Regions from separate parts of the Homo sapiens genome. Here region 1 is linked to region 2. A link is a loop called in an ENCODE intact Hi-C map of the cell type or tissue named here. Cell type or tissue: PC-9. All regions are shown on one strand.

Region 1 (8,000 bases), 1.4 Mb after region 2:
GGCTTCAGCCGGTCCCTCCATTTGGGGTTCCTGGCTTCCCACAACAAGCAACAGTAATTGAACCTCTCATCAGCAACAAGACAGGACAAAAGATGATGAAATACTATCTGAATTCCCAAGGAGAAATTACTCTCAACCTATCTTTTTCAATTCACCTAAATGATTATTTAATAGTAAATGATTAAAATAATAATAGGGTAAAATAGTGTTGAGGATAAAATAAAGACATTTTTAAAACAAAAAAATAGACTTTTCTCTCAAGGCCATCAGTGAGAGAATCACTAAAGGATGCACTTCAGTACAAAGAAAACTGGACCAGGAAAAAGAAGTGGTATCCAAAGAGGAGTGATGAGCACAAATTTGGGTAAACTTGTAGCTGATGCTAAAAAAGAATTGACTATAATACACAATAATAACACCGCTAATGAGTTATTTTGTTTAAAAACATAATGAAATTAATAATAATATGGCACAAAGTTTAACAGACTTTGACCTTGAGCTAAATCCAGCCAGTAGCTTATTTTTGTAGTCTTCTGATAAGAATGACTTTAGTTTTGTTTATTGTGTTAAGATATTCATACCATCAAATTTATGATTTTAACCATCTTTAAGTGTACAGTTCAGTGGTATTAAGTACATTGTTGTGCAACCATCACCACCATCCGTTTCCAAAATTGTTTTTGTCTTCCTGAACTGAAACTGTGTGCCCATTAAACACTGATTCCCCAGTCCCACCATCCCTATCCCAGCCCCTGGCAACTACCATTCTACTTTCTGTCTCTGTGAATTTGACTACTCTAGGTATCTTATATAAGTAGAATTGTTACCAGAAAGGGGTCCTGATCCAGACCCCAAAAGAGGGTTCTTGGATCTTGAGCAAGAAAGAATTCAGGGCAAGTCCACAGAGGAAAGTGAAAGCAAGTTTATTAAGAAAGCAAAAGAATAAGGAATGGCTACTCCATAGGCAGAGCAGCAGCTTGGGCTGCTGGACTAGGATACTTATAGTTATTTCTTGATTTATATGCTAAAGAGGGGTTTAATTATTTATGAGTTCTCTGGGAAAGGCATGGGCAGTTCCCGGAACTGAGGGTTCCTCCCCCTTTTAGGCCATATAGGGTAACTTCCTGACAATGCCATGGCATTTGTAAACTGTCATGGCACTGGTGGGAGTGTCTTTTAGCATACTAATGCATTATAATTACCACATAATGAGCAGTGAAGGTGACCAGAGGTCACTTTCGTCACCATCTTGGTTTTGGTAGGATTTGGCTGGCTTCTTTACAGCAGGCTGTTTTATCAGCAAGGTCTTTATGACTTGTATCTTGTGCTGATCTCCTATCTCATCCTGTGACTAAGAATGCCTTCACCTCATGGGTGCAGCCCAGTATGTCTCAGACATATTTTACCCAGCCTCTATTCAAGATGGAGTTGCTCGAGATTGAACACCTCCAACAGAATCATACAGTATTTGTCCTTTTATTACTGGCTTATTTCACTTAGCATAACATCTTCAAGGTTCTTCCATGTTGTGGCATGTGTCAGAATATCCTTCCTTTTTAGGTTGAACAATATTCCTTTATATGTATAGACAACATTTTGTTTATCCATTCCTCCACTGATGAACATTTGAATTGTTTCCAAAGTTTAGCTATTATGATTAATGCTGCTATGACCACAGGTATACAAATATCTGTTTGAGTCCCTGCTTTCAATTCTTTTGGATATCTAACCAGAAATGGAATTACCGCATCGCATGGCAACTCTGTTTTCAATTTTTAAAGGAAACACTATACTGTTTTTCATAGTGGCTACACCATTTTTCTGTTTTATTTTGTTTGGTGTTTATAACAGACATTCTAGTTGGTGTGAAGTCATATCTCATTGTAGTTTTGATTTGCATTTTCCTGATGATTAGTGATGTTGAGCATCTTTTCAGGTGCTATTGGCCATTTGTATATCTTCTTTGGAGAAATGTCTATTCAAGTCCTTTGCCCACTGCCCCTCCACTCCCCCCCCCTTTTTTTTTTGAGACAGAGTCCCTCTCTGTCGCCCAGGCTGGAGTGCAGTGGCATGATCTTTGCTCACTGCAACCTCCGCTTCCTGGGCTTTGGTGATCCTCCTCCTCAGCCTCCTGAGTAGCTGGGACTACAGGCATGCACCACCATGCCTGGCTAATTTTTGTATTTTTGACAGAGATGGGGTTTCACCATGTTGCCCAGGCTGATCTCAAACTCCTGAGCTCAAGTGATCCGCCCATCTCGGTCTTCCAAAGTGCCGGTATTACAGGCATGAGCCACCACACCTGCTCCTTTGCCCATTTTCTAATCAAGTTGTTTGTTTTTGTTGTTATTGTTGAGTTGGAGGAATTCTTTATATATTCTGGGTATTAAACCTTTATCAGGAAAGGGTGATTGATATTACATTTTTTAGTGGTTGAAGGAAAGGGAAGAAGAAAGAAGAAGGAGGAGGAGGAAGAGAGACCACATGTGGCCTGCAACGTCTAAAATATTTATTAACTGACCATTTACTGAAAAAGAAATTGTTGACATAGAAGATGAGAGGGACGGTAGATGAGAAAAGGAGAATAAAGATAAAATTTTACCTTTTTTTAAGCATTAGAAATAATTAGGGCAAAATGTTAACTTTAGGCAATTCTAAGTAATATACATATGGATGTTTATTATATAATTTATTGTATTTTCTGTATTTTCAAAATTCCAAAATTTATTTTTTTACTTTATTTTATTTTTTGAGACAGAGTCTTGCTCTGTCACCTAGGCTGGAGGGCAGTGGTGAGATCTCGGCTCACTGTAACCTCCACTTCCCGGGTTCAAGCGATTCTCCTGCCTCAGCCTCCCAAGTAGCTGGGATTACAGACACCTACCACCATGCCCAGCTAATTTTTGTATTTTTAGCAGAGACAGGGTTTCGTCATGTTGGCCAGGCTGGTCTCAAACTCCTGACCTCAGGTGATCTGTCCGCCTTGGCCTCTCAAAGTGCTGGGATTATAGGCGTAAGCCACTGTGGTTGGCCAAAATTCCGAAATTTAAATATAGATTACATACATAATATATAACGTGTGTATATACAGAGAAAGAGAGAATAAATGGCATTAGGCTTCAATTGGAGTGTTTCTACCACTTGTAAGTGGGGAAATCACATCTGCAAACTGAAGGTGGTCTCCCGCCTCCCAACACTGTAGTGAGGACTAAATGTGAGCAGGAATTCACGAGGGGATCTTTAAATGTAGGCCTGTAAGCTGTGGTTGTCTGAATCCCTAACTCCCCATGATGGAGTCCTTCACGACAAAACAACTTGATAGCTACCTACGGGTTAAGGTGAGGGAATAAAGCGTGCAAAAGTTAGAAGATGGACTGTGAAAACGTTTTCTAAAGGCTCTGTAGGGAGACCTGCTGTAATGTGCCCAGGACCAGCCCAGAGTATGACTTTGGTCACATTCGTTTAGCCCCTCCGTACCCCAGCTGCCTCGTCTAACACACTGCGCTCCCCTTTCCCTAAACATGATGGGTCAGGGAGACAGAAGTGCGCTTCGTAAAGCATAGAGCTTCTCACAAACATCCTGGTGATGCTTTCCACAAGCCTCTCCATGTTCCCATGGAGTAACCGCTGTATTAGAGGTGGCATAGTGTTCCCCTGACACCTGTGCCAGTACCAGGCGCATAGCCACAGCGCTCCATGCATGCGCCACACAGACAGTCCATGCCTGCATGGACCAGACTGTGCATGGACCAGAGTGTGGCCCTGGGCGCTTGTGTGCACACGCGCACCTCTATGCACGCAGGCTCCCGCCCCTCCTTAGACATAGCTGATGCTGCTGTAACCAGAGCCAATATCCCAAGCCAGCTGTCCCTAATAAATATACTCCCCCCACTCCCAGGAGTCCATGAATACTCTCATTCTGTTCTTCCCAGAAGAAAAAGAGACTGCCCCTCCCTCAGTCGCCTCTCATGAGGCCATACACAGGTCTCTCCTACCAGCTGAATAGTTTAAAAGATTGTTTTCTGATCCCGTTTATCCCCCCTACATGCCACCCCATTCTGGTCCCTCTGGGTGCCCCAGCTCAAGCCTCACCCCCTCAGCAGGGGAGCTGTAATCCCTCAGGTTGTCGTCAAAGATGAATGAGGGACCAGGCACAGTGGCTCATGCCTGTAATCCCCGCACTTTGGGAGGCCAAGGCAGAAGGATTACTTGAGCCCAGGAGTTCAGGACCAGCCTGGGCAACACAGGGAGACCCCATCTCTACAAAAAGCATTAAAAAATTAGCCAGGTGTGGTGGCAAGTGCCTGTAATCCCAGCTACTTGGGAGGCTGAAGTGGGAGGATCACCAGGAGTTCTAGGCTGCAGTGAACTATGATCACCACTGCACTTTAGCTTAGGTGACAGAGCAAGACCCTGTCTCTAAAAAAGAAAAATGAATGAGGCTTCGTGGGCCTCCAGTCCTAGGAGTCAGAGCTTGACACAAATGCCCTTCGAGAGTGGGATTCTTCTGGCCGCAGTCGGCAGGAGAGGGAGGGGGTTTTCTTTCTTTCTGCTGGAGATTTTCTGCAGAGGGTTCCAACCCTCACTCAAAGCCACTAGGGACAGAGCCTTGCCTCCCTCCTCCCAGCCTCCCCATCCCTGGTCCCCATAAGCTCACAATAGCCAGGAGAGCCACATAAGGGCCCCACAGTCACCCAGGGTTGCACAGGTAGACAAGATGCTTCTCTCTCATGGGTCCCCACTTTGGCCAGCTTATCCTGCTACCCCCACACCCCAATCTGGCTTTCCAAAAAGGAAGGCACCGTTCTTCAAGCCCCTCTCCCTTCTCTGACACAGGTCTCTGAATGCTAACAAGAAACTCCCAGCCGCCTCTCTTTAGGGATCTGTGAGCCTAGGACTCCCTCTTCTGGTGAAGTGTGAGGAGGTGACAGCTGCCCAGAGGGGAGGGCTGACCTCTGAAGCTGGGGTGTGTGAGGCATGAAGTATCCCCGGATCCCGGCTTCCTTCAGCCTTCCCAGCTCATGAATCATTGGCCTTCTTCTTTTCTTCCTCAGCAAATAAGCAGGAAGCAGCCCTGCCTCCTCTCAGACTCAATGATTTCACCCTGTTAGTGGTGTTCGTTCATTCTCACACTGCTGTAAGGAACTAACTGCAGCTGGGTAATTTATTTAAAAAGAGGTTTGATTGACTCACAATTCCACATGGCTGGAGAGGCCTCAGGAAACTTACAATCATGGCAAAAGGCAGAAGAGAAGCAAGTATCTTATTCACAAGGCAGCAGGAAAGAGAGAGAGCCCGAGGAGATGCCAAACACTTATAAAACAATCAGACCTTGTGAGACTCAATCACTATCGTGAGAACAGCATGGGGGAAACCGCCCCCATGAGCCAGTCACTTTCCACCGGGTCCCTCCCTCAACATGTGGGGATTACAATTCCAGATGAGATTTGGGTGGGGACACAGAGCCAAACCATATCAGGCTAGAAGGCCTCAAAAATCTAGGAAACCCTCTACCTAAGTGAGAGCCAGTAGGGGGATCCCAAGAGCACCATGTTGAATGGTTTATGTGTTAGTCAACTAAGAACCTCCTTGTTCTCCCACCCTACCTCTGCTTTTCCGGGGTCCCCCCTCCGACCCCCCTGCAGACATCCCAGCTGCAACAGCCCAAGCCCAAGGAGGGAAGGAACCTTACCTTTGAATGAAGTTCCAAGTTTTGCTTATTACACTAACATTGAACTGCATACAGAACTAAATGGAGACTGTCCTTGTCACTGATCATACCTGGAGGATCTGTATTATCTAAAAGTGACCAGAAAAGTTATGGGACTTCTCAGAGTTTTCATCCAGGTTTAGGAAAAGAAATAACTTGCAGCATAGGTTTAAAGGAGCATCTTGGGGAAAAAACAAAACTGTTTTTTTCTTGCACTACATAAGGTTCTGAGCAGCCAACACAGTTATATCCATATCACTCTATAGGTTTCCAAGCAGCCCTGTGAAGAAGGTCAAATTGTTACTCCCAGTTCACAGATGAGGAAATCAAGGAGCTGTTCCAAGCTGGAAAGGCAGGCGGCAGGATTCCCACAGCCCACAGCCCTGCACTCCCCCAACATGGACTAGATCCAATGCCCCCAGCTTGCTCCTCAAGCAATGATAGCACCTCCATGAGGGAATCAACTTTATTCCCAGGACCTCACTTGGTGTTTGACACCTAGCCGGTGTTCAGCCTTGAGCAAGTGGAAAGCACCCAACCATGGAATACAGCATAGCTACATTTTATAGGCATTTACCAAATATTGGCCAAACAGAAACTAACTGGTCACTCCCGTCTCCTCTTGCCCCACCTCTTGCATTATGTTATGTTATGTTATGTTACGTTATGTTATGTTAGTGTAACCCATTACCCCCAAAACTGTGTAATAATTCCACTGTGGGAGAGACCAAGTGTCCGCCAATATCCACTCTCCCCATCTTCCTTCCTCTAGCTAAATCTCTAGAAGTTTAACTACTCACAAACTGGCCTAACTGAAGACTACATTTCCCGGACTCCCGTGCAGCTAGCCATGGTCATGTGACCAAAGGCCAACCAATGGGATGTGAATGGAAATGACCCATGCTACTTCCTGGTTGTGAACTTAAGATGAAGCCACCTTCCCACCATTGCCTCTTTTTCAGTTATCCCCTGGGTATGGGCATGGGTGTAGGGGTGGTGAACCAGCTTCAATCACTACCTCAAGGCAGTGGTTCTCAAGCTCACCTGGACATAGACATCACCTGGGAGAGGCGCTAAAAAAAATCCCAGTGTCACAGCTCTGTGCGTGTGCCCTGGACAGCGGGATCTTTCAAGTTTCCCCAGTGGATTCTAATGTCCAGACAAGATGGAGGAGCATCATACTTGTGACCAGGGGATGGGTGGAGCAACAAGATAAAAAAATTTATTGGTTGTTGGATTTTTTTTTCTCTTCCCTGGCCTCCATTCACTTCCAGCCCATGACCTGGACTGCCCTACTGCCTTTAGGCAACTCTGTGTTACAGACAGAAACTCTGTCATGTTTGAACCCACTTCCTCCCTTCTGAGGTCTATTTATTACTGAACTATAGCCTGGACTTTATTTAATCCAACCAGTGGATTCTGGAGCCTTCTGTCATTGACGCTCTATCCATGTGGATCTTAGTTTCCATGTGGGCTTAGTTTCTCTTTAGGACCCTGGGGGCTTAGGAGAGGAACCCTTAAACACTGATATACAAACCTAGGGTTGAGATTCTCCTTATTTCTTGACATTGGCTGGTAGTAAACTAAGGGTGTGGATTGCTTCGCCTTTCATCTCATTTTAGATCAGCATTGCAAATAAAGGCATCAGGTTAACAGCTCACTCACTCTTCCAAGAAAGGACCAGACTCTCTCACTTACATTCTGGGGGAAAATTTTTCTTAGCCCTTTGTGAGTGACTCTTGTGAGCCCAGTGGAATAGATTCAGTAAAATCTACAATGAGCAATGGTCTTTAAGTATTGAAGCTCTGTGTTTTCCCTACGGGGATTAGCAAATCTAGGTTTCAGCCATGCACCCACCCAACATTCATTTGTAGAAGTGTGCAGAGATGAGTCAGCAACCCCAGTATTTATGGGCTAAATAAGTTGTCAGAGGTTAAAAGCAAGTCAGGGGCTCTTATCTACTAATTGAATTCTGAGGAAGTTGAGGGCTAAAGGGGAGGGGTATAATGAGTGGTTTGGCAAACCACTTGATTTTTTTCTCCTGTGAGGACTTCCTATGCAACTTTTAAGAGCTGTTTTATTCACCGCGTAGCCCTTAATCGCAACCCGCTGTCCAATCTAATTATGATCCCAGCAGTGCCGTTTGGGGCAATACTTCAGAGCATGCGCAGAAACCAGGGACAAGTACATACGCTGTAATCTCTAGTGCGGGGTTTCTCAACAGTGGCACCACTGGTGGTTTGAACTGATAATCTTCTGTTGTGGGAGCTTCTGTGCATTGTAGGATACT
Region 2 (8,000 bases):
AGTGGTGGTGTATATTGCACAATCTTGTGAATATACTGAAAACCACTACACTGTACATTTTTAAAGGGTGAATATTATGACCTGTGAGTTATATCTGAATTAACAAAGAGGCCTTTACTGACAGGTTTCCACGTGCTTTACTACACCCACTCACTTAATACTCACAATACTCCTGTGAAATAATGACTCAGATGCCCGTTTTCCAGATGACAAAACCAAGGCAGACAGATGTTAACAAACCTGCTCAAGGTTGAACATTTAGTAAGGGATGGAGTCAGGAGTGCAACTCAGTCCTGCCTCAGGGGGCCTGGGCATTAACCTCTGTGTGGTCCTCACAAGGTGACCTCTGCATTCAGGTTCACCTATTAGTGTGGAATAGGAGATAGCAAACCTTTTCTAAAAAGAGCCAGATCACCAGTCATTTAGGCTTTGCAGGTCACAAAGTCTCTACTGCCACTATTCAGGTCTATTGCATAGCGAAAGCAGACACGGACGATATGTGAACAAACGAACGCAGCTGTGTTCCAATAAAACTTTATTTAAAAAATAGGCCAGGCACAGTGGCTCACGCCTGTAATCTTAGCACTTTGGGAGGCCAAGGTGGGTGCACTGCCTGAGCTCAGGAGCTTGAGACCAGCCTGGGCAACACGGTGAAAACTCGTCTCTATTAAAATACAAATAATTAGCCGGGTGTAGCAGCGTGCGCCTGTAGTCCCAGCTACTCAGGGGTCTGAGGCAGGAGAATTGCTTCAACCCAGGAGCCAGAGGTTTCAGTGAGCCGAGATTGTGCCATTGTGCTCCAGCCTGGGCGACAGAGCGAGACTCAGTCTCAATAAATAAATAAATAAATAAAAATAAGCTGTGGGCCAGATTTGGACCTTGGGCCGTAGTTTGCTGACCCCCAGCATAGAACAAACACTACCCCACCAACACAGTGAGTTGTTTGAGGAGAAAGTGACACAAAAAAGGACGCTCTACTTCCCTTAGGTTCCTTCTGCTTTGAGCTGAGCCTCTGAACTTTCACCTTGTGCTATAAAGCAAGGAAGGGGTTCTGGGCTGGGGGTCGGGGGAGAGGGTGTGTCTCCTGACAGGAACTATGATCCATCTTCTCCTGTCTTAACAGAACCTTCAGAAACCAGCACCTCTCATGTGCACCTTACGCTTGCTTCTTTTCTCCCGGCTTTTCTGGTGCAGCAGTTGGCACTTCTGGACAAACATGACTCACAGCCTCCTCCTCAGGGTATCTGATCTGGCTGTGACCTGTTGCAATTGGCCAACCCCACCTTGTTCAGGCTTCCCCGGCCGGTCCCACACCTTAGCCCCACCCAGAAGCAAGTGCAAACAGTGAGCACCGTAGGACATCCACAGGGCCATTCTTTAATTATGCCACGGCTGCCTCGGAAATAGGGATCTTAAAGGAACATGTGCGCAGTAGCGCTGGGCCACAAGCAAGCTGACCTGTCGGGGCAAGCCTGGTGTGGGAGAGGCCCCTCTGCTTCCTCGTTATTCTAGCTGCGTTTTTCCAGAGCTCAGGGCTTGTCCTGCTGAGAAAGTACCCTCCGAACAGCTTGGTTACTCAGTTCAGGAGCATCTCAAGTGGCCGATGGGCTGGACCAGATAGAAAAAGGGAAAAAACCCTCACCCCACCAGCTCAGCCGCACCACGGAGCTCTCAAGTTTCCTCTGGCTCACATTTTCCCGGTCACGTTACTGGGAAGAACACGCTGTTCTCAGGGTTTGTTTGCGTCTCTACTTTGGGCCTCTTCTGACGATGCTGCGAGGGAGAACTTGGGTCTAAGAAGCTGCCAGTTCCCTCACGTCGCCACAAGTCAGTTCTGCACCGGGAGCCAGAACTCCTCGGCAAATGTTGATTGGGAAACTGGTGGAGTGACAGATTGCCTCCAGAACAGGATTTACCGAGCGCCCTTCCCACGTGATGTTCCGGGGGCGGTCAAGCTGTCTAGCAATAAGGCAAGGGGTTTAGGGGCTCTGACTTGGAACCTCTAAAACCATGCAGGCACACAAACCCTGGCAAGGGTGGGACACGTTACAGGTACTGCTGGGTCAGCTGGCGTGGGACCCCGCGGAGGAACCAGAACTGGCATCGCTAGGGGCTATTATGTGGGCAGAGAAGGCCGTTTCAGGAGAAGGGGCCCAGGCAGGCTCCGGTGGCCGCAGGAGAGGGGGTTGGGAAGTGTAGCTCCCAAGTGTCACTCCTGACGCATACAGATTTTAACTTTGGGTAACAGGCACATCCTAAAACACTCTGGGCCTCTGGGCTGGGCATTCTCCATTCTCTCTAAGCCATGCACCCCTTTAATACAACACTGCAGTTTTGATGACATTCTAGGGTAGGCCCTGGGTAGAGAACCTCTGCTATATGCTTCAAGAGCCTGGTTCTGCAGGGACCGAGGGATCGTCCTCTCTCCACGCACTTTCAGAACCTGTGTGCAAAGGGACAGCAGCCTTCCTCTGGGTCATTCCTACTTCGGCTGGGGATGGGAAGAGCTCTGTGCTGTGGTCTGAATGTTTGTGCCTCCTGCCCCCAATTTGTGTTTGAAATCCTAACCCCCAAGGCGATGACATTAAGAGGAGGGGCCTTTGGGAGGTGATTAGGCCAGGAGGGCAGAGCCTCCATGGAGAGGATCAGTGCCCTTATAAGAGAAGCCCAAGGGAGCTGGTTTGCCCTTCCACCGTGTGAGGATGTGGGGCTGTCGGCAAATGGGCCCTCTCTAGCCACTGAGTCTTCCTGTGCCCTGAACTTGGAGTCTCCAGCCTCCATAACTGTGAGAAGTAAACTTCTGTTGTTTATGAGCCACCCAGTTAAAAAGATATATTAATAGATCAGACTAAGGCAGTTTTGGAGCTGGGAGAAGTCCCGGCAACAGAGAGCAAGTGCTTGCTGGGATCTGCCTTTGGATAGGAGGCGTTGGGTGGTTGGTCCATGATGGTGGTGGCATATCTTGCCACTGGTGTGGGCACGACTTCCCATTGGTGGGCGTGCACTGCAGTCAGGCCCTCCATGGCATAAGGAGGTAACTGATTTCTCAAGCATGAACAATGAAGAGTCGACAGGACAGGTGAGAGTTGGTTGTGGGTGGCAGCCCAGGCACTGCCACTCATCAGACTGATTCACTGGAATCATTTGGCCAGAAGCAACAACAAAATCATATTCTTCTCCCATTAACAAGTTAGAACTGAGATATTCTCTACCACAGCTTGAGTGGCACTTGGTTACTGTATCTTTTAGGCTCCCAACATGGAAAACAGGCCTCTAATCTGTTTCCTACCATTTACTTGAACACCTCTATCTAAATGTCAGTGACGCTCCGTCTTCTGGCCCACATTCCCCTAGCAGATGCTGGTATGACTTAGGAGCTGGCATTGGTTCTGATGGGTTGGTTCTATATGCTAAATATTTAACTGCATGCAACCTATCACATTTAGTATTTATATAACCCAAAAGAACCACTCCACACCAACAAGGTTAGTCTCTTTTAGTTATTTTGAACCCCTACTGCCCAGCACAGCACCATGCGTGAACTGAGTAACTGCTGAACACGTGTATCTCTGTGCCCACCTTGCTCTGTGCTTCTGGGTCCACACTGCCCCATCGCTGGGGACACTCCTCCATCCATCTCAGTGCTGTCAGCCCTTAGCCTTGCACAAGACCCATTTCCTCTGCCCTTCCACTCTCCTGCCAGCCTAGCCCAGCCCAAAGGTGTTCCATGTCTACAGACTGACAGCACCTTGAGGGCAAGGGCCACACCCCCTCGCATCCCCAGGGATCACTCCCCCAGGGCAACACAGGACAGACAAGATAAAATCTGCGCTCATTGGATTCCTGCTGAATGACCGGAATGCTAACACAGACAGGAAAGCTTGGAAACTTCTCAGCTCTTGGTTGCAGTACATAAAGCGTCCATTTGGAGGGACTCTTGGACAAGGAAAAACCACCCAGGCCTTTTCACGGGCGAAGAAAGCCAGGCCAAAAGGAGTGGCACACTTTTTTGAAAATGTTAAATGCTTTGAAGAAAGAATCTCTGTACCCACAAAGACAAAAGAGCACAGGATGTATCTCCACTTACAGGAAAAATGGGTCAGAAAGGGACTTTTGCTCTTGGTTAAATAGTGATCACGTGGAACTTCTCTAGATTTCAGGAAATAAAATGCACAGGTGTCATCAACCACGATGAACAATTTTTGACTGGGTAATTATAGACTGAGATTCTGTGTACAAACTGGGTCTGGGTGCTGTCTAGTTCACTGCATTTGTTCTATTTATGCTGTATCAAGTCTGCTGACACCGTCTGTGTTTATGAATGTTGCAGAATTTCTGATGTGATCTCTTTCATGTTTAGAAATAATGACCCCTAAATTTTGTGATATTTGTTTCCTTATTACCAGAGACAAAGGCAAGAATAATGAGATACACTAAAAATACACCTGATCAGACATCGCCTCACAGCTTCATATGGCCCTGTACACAAACCTGGACTGAGGGACATTAACCATTTTCTTATTTGGAACCTATTTAGTGAATATTCTATTTTGCTGGTGAGGCTGGCTGCTTGGTGATAAGAGTGAATTTCTGTCCCATTCACGTACCAGAAAACACAGGTTGGCAACTCATCAACCAAAATTCTACTGGAACAAAACTTACATAAGAGAATTCGGAGGACTGTGGTATAAGATGAGAAACAACAATGTTTAGTCCTTGGAAAAAGATCATAAATATTTCATTACTTTCCCTTTTACAATTAGTGGGACATAAAATTTTACATTAAAGTTCTATAATTCTGATGTTTCAAAAGAAAATGAAACCTAGTTGTGAGAGAAATATTTCCCAGGTTATGAGAGACTGAAACGATTCTGCATAAACAACGTAGGAAGATATTTAAGAAAATTTTTTTCTTATTATAGGAGTAACGGGTGCACCCATCATACAAGAAATTTAAAGACATAAAAATATAAAGAAGAAAACTAAAACAACTATACTTCTGCATGGGAGAACCAACATTGGCACATTAGCATGTTTATGGCCAGTATCTTCCACATCTATCTACATTGAAATATTTATTTTTATAGAATTCACATCACACTAGGAATAAAGTTTTAGAACCTGCCTTTATAACAAAGTATGCTTTGAAAACATTTTAAATGTCTAACATCTCATTTTATGGCTAATCAGAATTTATTTAATCAATTCCCTGTTTGGGGGCATCTACAAAGTTTATCATTTTTCACCTTTACAAATAACATAGCAACTGATCATCTTCATGCATAAATATTCATTGAAATTTCTGATACTTTTTTTCTTGTTCTATTTATGCTGTGCAAGTCTGATCATACCCTGTGTGTTTAAGAACGCCACAGATTTTCTGATGCAAAGAAGAATAAGAATACATTCTTGGAAGTAGCTTAAAGGATGGAAATTATTCAAGATTCTTGGCATACATTGCCAAATTACTCCTCTAAAAGTTTACCACAATCCTACCAAAACCATATCAAGAAGTGGTGAGAAAAGTAAAGAATAACACTGTAATTTTGACTTTCTTATTTTTGAGGTTAAATTTTTTTTCCATGGTTATTTGCCCATTTGTATTTATTTCTGCCTGACTTAACTCCTTATTCAAGTTTTCTAGAAGGTAGTAACAAGTTTTCTTACTGTGTTAGAAGAGTTGTTGAGATATAAATGATAAAAGCCTTTTGTCATAGTTGCTGCAAACTGTGTTACATGTCACCATTCTTCTAGAAACAGAGAAGCTTAACTTATTATGTAGTTAAATCTGTCAAACATTTCCTTTTATTTTTTCCATTTCTTTTAGGCTTACAAAAACCTTGCCCTTTCTGAGATTAGCTTAATATTCACCTAAGTTTTAATTATTTTGTTTCTTTCTTATATTTAACTCTTAAGACCATTTGAAATTTATTTTGGTGTACAGTGTGAAAGAAGATCTCATTTATTTTCCTCCAAATGTTTAGACAACTTCTCAACATTATTAGTGGAATAAGCCCTATCTTTCCCATTGGTCTGTGTGGCTTCTGTTTGTTAATGTTCGCTCTGTTTTCAGGGCCATGTATTTTATCTTCTTCAACTTTCTGCTAATTTGTGCAACAAGCTTAGACTTTAAATTGTTCTAGATTTCCAATGCATGTTAGTGGTACAAGCCCCCGACTCGGCTTTCTCCATCCAGGTACACAGAGTTTCCTGACTTGGGGCAATTCTACTTCCACTGCTTTCTTTCTTTCATCTCATAAATCACTGCCCATCCTTTTTCTCAGTGTTTATGGGTCATTTTACTTTACGTGTAGGTCTCATTCATAGGATATCGCTGAACTTTAGCAAAACATCCCATCTGAAAATGGTGGGCAGTTTAATCTGTTACCTTATCCTCAATATTCGTACCCACAAGTACGTACCTGATAAGGTACTCAGCACCTTGGACATATTAACTAACCTCCGCAATAACCCTACTTGGTATCCACATTTTATAGACGAGGAAAGCTGAGGCTTGGAGAGATTAAGCAGTACCTAGGACAAGGTCACCCAGCTAGCAAGGGGAGGGGCTGAAAACACAGGCAGCCCCATTCCAGTACATTCTTAAACCCCCCCACTTCTTGGCTGCCTCTGTCGTGTGGAGCTTCACTTGTTGTTGTCCCTCTGTCTCCTAGTTACTTGCTTTGTTTTCAGTCTTTTTTTTTTTTTTTTTTTTTTTTGAGATGAGTCTCCCACTGTCTCCTGGGCTGGTGTGCAATGGTGCAATCTCGGCTCACTGCAACCTCTGCCTCCCGGGTTCAGGCCATTCTCCTACCTCAGCCTCCCAAGTAGCTGGGATTACAGGCGCACACCACCACACCAGGCTAATTTTTTGTATTTTTAGTAGAGATGGGGTTTTGCTAGGTTGGCCAGACTGGTCTCGAACTCCTGACCTTGTGATCTGCCCACCTCGGCCTCCCAAAGTGCTGGGATTACAGGCATGAGGCATTGCACCCAGCCTTCACTCTTTTACTATACTCTGTTTTCTTTGCATTTATTTTTTCTATAATTTTTTTAAATTTATTTTTGAGATAGAGTCTCACTCTGCCACCCAGGCTGGAGTGTAGTAGTGTGATCATGGCTCACTACAGCCTTGACCTCCTGTGCTCAAGCAATCCTCCTACCTCAGCCTCCCGAGTAGCTGGGACTACAGACACACGCCATCACACCGGTCATTTCTGTGTTTTTTTTGGGTAGAGATGGCGATTTCACCATGTCCAGGCCCATCTTCAATTCCTGGGTTCAAGCAATCCTCCCACCTCAGCTTCCCAAAGTGATGGAATTGCAAGTGTGAGCCACAATGCCCGGCCAAAATTTTTAAAATGTTGTTTAAATTCTACTGCTGACTATCTCAAGATTCACCCCAAAACATTTTTTATCCTACATTTCTCCGATCACCAAAGGAAAGAATGAGATAGCATCTTCTGACTCCTCTCCCCAAGGGTATGAAGCATTGTGCATGCTCTGTTCTTACTCCCTGTGAGCTCCCATCCTACTTCCTCTTTTTGTTACTGTAAAATTATCTGGAGTATGGGATCTCTAATGCTTGTCATAATTTTTATATGAGTTACAGTTTTGATAGCTGTTTTCCACATTAACAGGTTCAACTGATTTTAGTGCTTACTGCTTATCCTTATATGACTTCCCATCCCTGAACTTTTAATTTTACTTCATCTTGCCGTCCTCTTTAGCTCGCCTTTAAATAATTTTCAAGAAAGTGTGGGTGATGTATATTCTGAGCTCTTGCATCTCTGAGAATATGCCACGACTGGCAACTTGGCTGGGTGAGAAATTTGGGGCCAATTCACTTTGTTCTTCCAAACTCTGTAAGTGATGTTTTCTTATCTCTTAAAATTTAGTAGTGCATACGATTAGAGGTCTAGTGACAACCTGGTTTTTGTTCTCCTGTAGGTCACCTATATATTCTGAAGAAAAGACATTTGTTTTCTTTCTTTGTAATT

Evidence for each region. Hi-C counts contacts between places; a loop is a spot of excess contacts. Peaks named below come from ENCODE experiments on the same cell type or tissue, not always from the same donor. Only the 100,000 strongest peaks of a DNase experiment are listed, where the experiment ranks them.
Region 1: a loop joins it to region 2, with 22 times the contacts of the local background. A loop is called at or near these places in 6 of 110 quality-filtered maps.

What each region holds. Positions count from the first base shown.
Region 1 is chr17:65,228,805-65,236,804 of GRCh38, reverse strand. No RefSeq gene overlaps it. Among named protein-coding and RNA genes, the nearest start is that of RGS9, 95 kb to the right of the region's middle. In PC-9, CTCF peaks have their summits at 4,691 and 4,890 (motif pointing left); DNase peaks (open chromatin) are centred at 5,004 and 7,604; H3K27ac peaks cover 276 bases.
Region 2 is chr17:66,669,929-66,677,928 of GRCh38, reverse strand. All of the region lies in intron 5 of PRKCA (protein kinase C alpha), which reads right to left. Among named protein-coding and RNA genes, the nearest start is that of MIR634, 110 kb to the left of the region's middle. RefSeq lists an enhancer at 965-1,734. In PC-9, a CTCF peak has its summit at 3,919; DNase peaks (open chromatin) are centred at 58, 1,298 and 3,818; H3K4me3 peaks cover 309 bases; H3K27ac peaks cover 1,553 bases.